2 separate regions of the Homo sapiens genome follow, and region 1 is linked to region 2. A link is a contact called in ENCODE Hi-C or POLR2A ChIA-PET data. All regions are on one chromosome and are shown on one strand. Each heading gives the region's core, a stretch centred on a gene start or an enhancer-like site at or near the end of the contact. The rest is flanking DNA. Distances are from core to core; before and after follow the strand shown. Region 1 overlaps ADGRL1 (adhesion G protein-coupled receptor L1). Region 2 holds the start of MISP3 (MISP family member 3).

Region 1 (3,248 bases), core at 210-2,709, 95 kb before region 2:
TGTCAATTACGATTATTGCTGTGGTAATCAAAATTAAAATAACAACGGATAATGACCCAACTTCTCCCGAGGCAGGTGAGATAAAGGGCAGGAAAAATTCCTCGGTCCAGGTGGAAGCCAAAGCAAGTAGACGAGAGGCTCAGGTCAAGCCGCAGGAAAGAAGCTAGGGGAGGAGAGGAGCTGAGAAACCTCCTGGAGCCGAGGCCCTGAGCGTGGTCCAGGGGCTACAACCGACAGAGACCAGGCAGGCTCCAGGGACAGAGGGCAGGACAGTTCAGAGGATGAGTGGCTGCCTGTCTGATGGAAGAGAGATAGCCTGAGCCCTTGGGGAGACAGGAGACACACGCACACACACACACGCGCAGACATGTGTGCACACATACGGGGTGGATGTTGGGGGCAGAGCTAACTCCTGATGCTCCAGAGGAAGGAGGCTGGAGTTAAAGCGGGGACAGGAGGTAGCTAGAGGACAGGGAGGCCAGGCACTCACTTGTCCCCAAAATGTTCACTGAGCATCTCCTGAGTGCCAGGCCCTGGGTGAGGCGCTGGGAAGGGAGGCAGAGGCTGCCCCTGCGGAGCTCCCTGCTGGAACCTTCAGAGAGGGGCCAGGAGAGCCAGTCCCTCCAGTCAGAAGTTCCTGAGGGGCCAGGGATGCAGAGGGGGAGCGGCCTGGGCAGCCACCTGGCCCAGGGCTTCAGAGGCTGGGGGTGACCCCAGTGCTGGTGAGGGTGGGTCAGGGGTGGGTGGCAGGGGGCACGTGATGTGTGGGAACCCTCCCACACAGTGGACAAGCCCGACTAATGCTGGATTTGCTTTGCAGCTGAGCACAGTCTAACCGCGCCCCTTCCTCCCCTAGGTGCCGCCCGTCCGCAGGGCAGCGGGCAGGGCGGAGCTCCCAGCTCCTGGGCCCCCGGGCCCTGGGTGGGTTGAGCAGAGAAGCCGAGCCTCAGACTTGCCCCTGGGGAGCCTGGGAGCGTGTCTGTGCCCCCACTTGCTGTCCCACCCAGTCTGTGTCCCCCACCCCCGCCACCTCTCTGCCTCCGTCTCCCCAACCCTGGCTCTCTCTGGGGCCCGGGTGCAACTGCCCGTCTGCCTGTCGTTCTGTGTCTGGCTCTGCCACCTTCTCTCTGTGTTTGCTTCTTCTGGGTTGTGAGGGCTTGGGGGAAGTCAGCTGGACCTGGGTGAGGCCAGCATAAAGGGGAAGGAGTTCAGCCTGTTTCTTGGCTGAGGGTGGGCCCAGGCCCTGGGAGACACTGAAATCCTTCCCCTGGGGCCCCTGGTTCTAGCAGGAGGGCAGCAGGCAGGGTGGGAAGGGAGCCGAGTGGCTTATCCACCCCACCACTCCCTGGTGCCCCCTCTGACCGGAGCCCACCTCCCAGCTGGGGCTCCCTACTCCCTGCCCCCGCCTTGCACCAAGGGTGCCCCCTCCCACCTGAGGGCTCTGTCTGCCTGCCTGTACCCCCCTACCACCCCTGTGTCTTTCTGTGTCTTCTCCCTCCTGTGTGTGTCCCCCTCGTCCCTCTGACTGTCTCCCCAGCACCCTCTCACCCCACCTGACCACCCCCAGAGGAAGGGACCTGGGGGCGGGGGCCCGAGCTGATGCTACGGAAGGGGTTGGGGAAGCAGGAGCGAGGAAGGAAAGGAAAAGGGGGCGTGTTGCCAGAAAAGAAACGAAAGCAATTTAATCTCTTTTTTTTTCTCTTTTTTTCTTGCACATTTTTTTTTTCAATTTGTTTTCTCTCTCTCTTCCGATGCTTAAAGTAGAAGTGGAGCAGAAAGGTAAACGCACTGTTACCAATGCTAACCCCTAACTCACACTTTGTTCTACCTGTACCATACTTATGTGACCTGCCCTCCCCCGGCCCCTTCTTCTCTCCCCAACCCACACTTGGTCCGGTCGGTATCCCCCACCCTGGGTTGTCCTCCCAGTGGGACCAGCCCTGGTGCGGCCACGGGCATCTCCACCCTCCAGATACCCACGGAAGCTCCTCTCTGAGCTTGGGCAGGATTTTCTCTCTCTCGCTGTTTCTGTCTCTCTCTGTCCCTCCTTCCTGGTCCCTGGCCCTTTCGGGGGACCTGGCCTTTTCTCATACTTCTTTTGCCTCCTTCAGGAGAAGTGTATAAGCATCCAGGGCGGGTGGGGAGGGAGGGACTCCCTTCCCCGGCTCCCCCACTGGGGCACCGGGTGAGCTGTCTCTCTCTCTCTCTCTCTTTCTCTCTCTCTCTCTCTCTGTCTCTCCCCTCTCTCTTCCTCCTTCCCCTGTACCTTTTATAACATGTTTCTGGTTCATGGGAGGCGGGCTGGAGGGGACACCATTGTTTTCCTTTTGGGGAGCAGATTCTCCTATGTCTCGGGCTCCTGGTGGCTTAAGTTCCTTCTGGTTTGATGTTTCCAAGGCCCAGAGCTGTTTTGGAGCATGGAGCACCAGTCCTCCCCACCCCCAACCTGATCCCCATCTCTGACCAGCTGGGGGCCCAGCCCTGGGGAGGGGTGTCAGCTGTCCCCAGCCCTGGGAGGGGGCAGCCTGCCAAAAAATGAAAAAATGAGGGCGAGGGGGCGGGGGCGGGCCTCGTGGTTGGGGGAGCGAAGGGTGGGGGAGCGTGTTCTCTGTTTCTTTCACACTTGCAAAGCTGCAGTCAGGGTTTCTTCTGGGCTGTTGTGGTTAGAGGACCAGGGAGATGGGCGGCGGGCGGCGGGGGCACAGTCTGGGGACTTCCACAGACTCCGTAATTTCTAGCAGAGAACTCCCTAGTGGATGGGGCTGGCCATTACTGGCTGTTATTGGGGGGAGCGGAGGTGCTGCTGCTGAGGGGCTTCTAGGGTGAGATGTTAGGGATGACCATTTCCTCTCCAGAAAGTTTTGGGAAATTTACCCATCTGAGGCCGGCAGCAGCAGGCAGGGCTGGAGGACATGGCCTTTAGGGATCCCTTTTGCCTTGAAATTACAGTGGTCTGTGGAGCATCCCTTCCGAAGGAGGTGGGGCAGGGTCCCTCTGAGCTGCTCCCCTCCCCGTCTTCCCCTCTCCCCCATCTCAGAGAGGCCTGGGCTGCTGGCCCCAGGTCCGCCCCCTCACCACACCCCTCCAGTCTCCTCTCTTTCTCCTGGAGTCTCTCTCCCTCCCAGCACCAGCCACTCTTCTTGCAGGCCCACTGGTTTGGATGCGGCACCACTGGAGATTTTCTCTTCGAGGGCCAGGGCAGGGCGGGTGGGGTGACGGGGCAAGGGAGGGAAGAGGAGGGATTGGGA
Region 2 (3,068 bases), core at 278-2,777:
CAGGCGTTCACCCTCCGCCTCCCCATGAAAGCCTCCATTCAACTCCAGGCACCCAGGAACCCGAGGGAGGAGGGAGGTGAACCCAGAATGGAGAAGCAGGAGCCCGAAAATTCAGAGGGAGGACCCAGGAGTGCCAGAACCCAGTCAGGGTTCCCTGGAACCCGACAAAAAGGAAGACATCTGGAATGCCCCCACCCCCGCGCAGCCTGGGTGGTGTGGATCAGAGAGTCCATCACTCCCGGTGGAGGGGTGGATCACAGCGAGTAATGGAGCTCCAGAAGGGGTAGGCAAGAGACAAAATTGAGAGGGGGTCTGGGAGCTTGGAGGGAGAGACCCCGAGAATCGGAGGGCCACAGGAGGGGCCACTGAAGTTGGGCAATCGGTGGGGGCGGCTGGAACCCTGGGGGTCCCGGCGTTGCTACGCCCGCGGCTTACCGGTGAGGCTCGGCGTAGGCTCCTTGAACTCCGCGGTGCCATAGACGCTGCGCCGCTGGCGCTGCAGTTCCTGCTCGCGCTCGCGCACGGCGCGCACCTCCTGCTCCAGCAGTGACGGAGTGAAAGGCGGCGGGGCGCTGCCCAGCACCCGGCACCCGCCCTGCACGGCCGAGCGCGGCCGTCCCCCAGGCTCTGGCAGCCTCTGCGGGCCCGCGCCGTCCCCCGCCCCCGCCGAGGAGCCGCTCCCCGCCGCGGCCTCGAAGAAGCGCTTGAGTTCGCCCAGCGGCTGCGGCGGCGACCGGGCGCGCGGCTCGGGGACCGCGGGGCGCGCCAGCGCCGCCTGCCGGTGGGCCTCCCGCTCGATGTCCCGCTGCATCTGCGCGCCCGCCCGCGCCCGCTCCAGGGCGCGCGGGAGCGCGGGGCCAGGACCCGGCAGGTTGAGCACCGGCCGCACGCGCAGCTCGACGAGTTCACGGCCTGCGCGGCCCGGGCTCAGGCCCCGGCTCCGGCGCAGGCTCTCCTCGCGTTCGCAGCTGCGGCGGATTTCGCGCTCGATGGGCGTCTCCATGAACCGCTCCTCCGGGGGACGCTGGGGAGCCTCGGGGCACGGCGGAAAACGCAGGTGGGGGGCTTCCGAGCCTGACCTGGAGGAGGAGGTCTTAGGGCCTGGAGGGGGATGCTGCCCCTGGACCTCCGCCCTTTGCGCTTCGGACGGCCCAGGGTCGTCTCTGCCTGGCTCAGGACTCTCAAAGCCCGCAGCTGTGGACAGCCCGGGGCTCTCTGCGTCCTGCTCGACTGATGGCTCGAGGACTTCGCTCTCTTGCTCCAGGATCTCCACGTCCTTTGCGGAGGGCTTGGGGACCTCGGTGTTCAGCTCCGCAGCAGCTCTGGGGCTTCGCTGTCTGGCCCTGGGGACTCCTGGCCCTCCTCTTCAGACGACCCCAGGGTTTCGTTCTCCGGCCGGTGGGGGCCTTCGTGTCCAGGGTTGGAAGCAGTTCGGAAGCCTCAGTTCCCAACCGGGGTTTTGATTCCCAGAGCGAGGACAGAGGGCACTGTGAGGCACCTGTGGCGGCAGTGGCGGCCGTGGGTTCCAAGGCGTCGCCCGCACCGGCGGCTTCTCTGACCCGCCTCTGGCCTCCAGGAACGGCCCCCGGGGGCAGGGCCGGGCACCGCCCCCGGCACCTGCCAGGAGGACTCCCGCCCCGCCCTGGCCCCGCCCTCGGGACAGGGGCGCCTCGGTGGGGCACTCAGTTTCATCAACTAGCGCGCCCAGTCACCTCAGGGCACGGGACTTCTTGGAAGAGGGCTTCCCTAGACCCGGCCCCGCTCTCTGGGGGGCCATTCTGGGTGCTGGGTTCTACTGAGCGCACCCTGGCACTTTTTCAGAGCCATGTCCCCGTCATCGTCCCGGAGACTGGGCCCAGCAGCGCGTCGGACTGGGGTTCTGAACCACTAGCCGCTTGGTGAGGTGTCCCCCGAAGCCGTATTTTCGGGACCCGGGCAGTCCCGCTTGGTCGTGCCAGCCGGCAGGCAGCGACTCCTCAGGCCCCTGGGCCCTCCCTCCGATCCAGCCTTGCAGCGCACAGCTCCGGCCCGAGGGGGCGCCAGGAGCCGCCTTACTGGCCGCTGGGGTCTCCCTACCAATGCTTGGGCTCAGCGAGGTTCCCAGCCGCGCACCACTGCCCCCACGCCAAGCCGAGAAGCGGCTTCCCCTCTCCTCCCGGAAAAATCCGGGAGGTGTCCGCTGCCAAGGGCACTCCCGGATTGAGGGAGGAGGGAGAGACGGACACAGTGCGCCGTGGGCGCAGCTTAGCGGTTGCAGTTGAAAGGCGGTCACCTTGGGCCCGGGCGCCTGGGGAGGCCCAGACAGGAAACAGGAGGCGTCCAGGGTAGGGGGAAAGAGCAGCTGGGGCCGGATCATGCGGTTCAAGGGCAGGATCGATGCCCTTGCGCGGGCCACCCTCCCCTAGGGACGTTTTCCACTTTCCCCCTAATGGAAGCAGACTCTTCCCAGAACCTGCCCCCAACCCCACCATTCTGGGGTGCCCAGAAGGAAAAATACAGTTACCGGCCGGGCATGGAGGCTCATGCCCGTGATGCCAGCACTTTGAGAGGCCGAGGCGGGAGGATCACCTGAGGTCAGCAGTTCGAAACCAGCCTGGCCAGCATGGCCAAACCCCGTCTCTACTAAAAATACAAAAAAAAAATTAGCCAGGCCTGGTGGTGGGCGCCTGTAATCCCAGCTACTCGGGAAGCTGAGGTGGGAGAATCACTTGAACCTGGGAGGTGGAGGTTACAGTGAGCCAAGATCGCGCCACTGCACTCTAGCCTAGGCAGCAAGAGCAAAACTCTGTCTCAAAATAAATAAATAAATAAATAAATAAATAAGCTGTATACTTCTGGGAAAAAGTTTTCTCTATAGCACCTTCCCCACTGCATCATCTCCTGGTCCTTCCTCCAGCCATGCCAACTGGGCTGGGTTCTTGGCCCCCTTTCACGGGAACATTTTTTTCTTTTTCTTTTTCTTTTCTTTCTTTCTTTTTTTTTTCTTTTTTTTTTTTTTTTTTTTTTTTGCCGGTCTCAGTCTTTAATCGTGGCAGGGCCTTACGCACGCGCACACATACACACACTCA

What was found. Hi-C counts contacts between places; a loop is a spot of excess contacts on that map. ChIA-PET counts read pairs that join two places held with the same protein, here RNA polymerase II (POLR2A). Pooled maps may share reads with other maps.
Region 1: a pooled map shows a loop between it and region 2 (2.2-fold over the local background). The contact joins the enhancer-like site here to the promoter of MISP3 in region 2. A Hi-C loop is called at or near these places in 2 of 50 pooled maps. POLR2A ChIA-PET finds 5 or more read pairs at or near these places in 4 of 52 experiments (K562, activated CD4-positive, alpha-beta T cell, activated naive CD4-positive, alpha-beta T cell and 1 more).

What each region holds. Positions count from the first base shown.
Region 1 is chr19:14,165,547-14,168,794 of GRCh38, reverse strand. All of the region lies in intron 4 of ADGRL1 (adhesion G protein-coupled receptor L1), which reads left to right. ADGRL1-AS1 (ADGRL1 antisense RNA 1) reads right to left here. Exons shown (of 3, transcript NR_045214.1): 3 at 1-18. Among named protein-coding and RNA genes, the nearest start is that of ADGRL1-AS1, 30 kb to the right of the region's middle. RefSeq lists a silencer at 785-974 and an enhancer at 845-1,344. Within about 2 kb of position 1,459, at least 7 of the 41 ENCODE cell types and tissues checked have a DNase peak (open chromatin) inside an H3K27ac peak, as active enhancers do.
Region 2 is chr19:14,071,245-14,074,312 of GRCh38, reverse strand. It overlaps MISP3 (MISP family member 3), which reads right to left and starts at 1,527. Exons shown (of 3, transcript NM_001291291.2): 1 at 436-1,527. The coding sequence starts at 1,003. It overlaps MIR1199 (microRNA 1199), which reads right to left and starts at 952; the gene lies at 834-952. It also overlaps the pseudogene EEF1DP1. RefSeq lists an enhancer at 1-371 and silencers at 559-968, 1,539-1,708.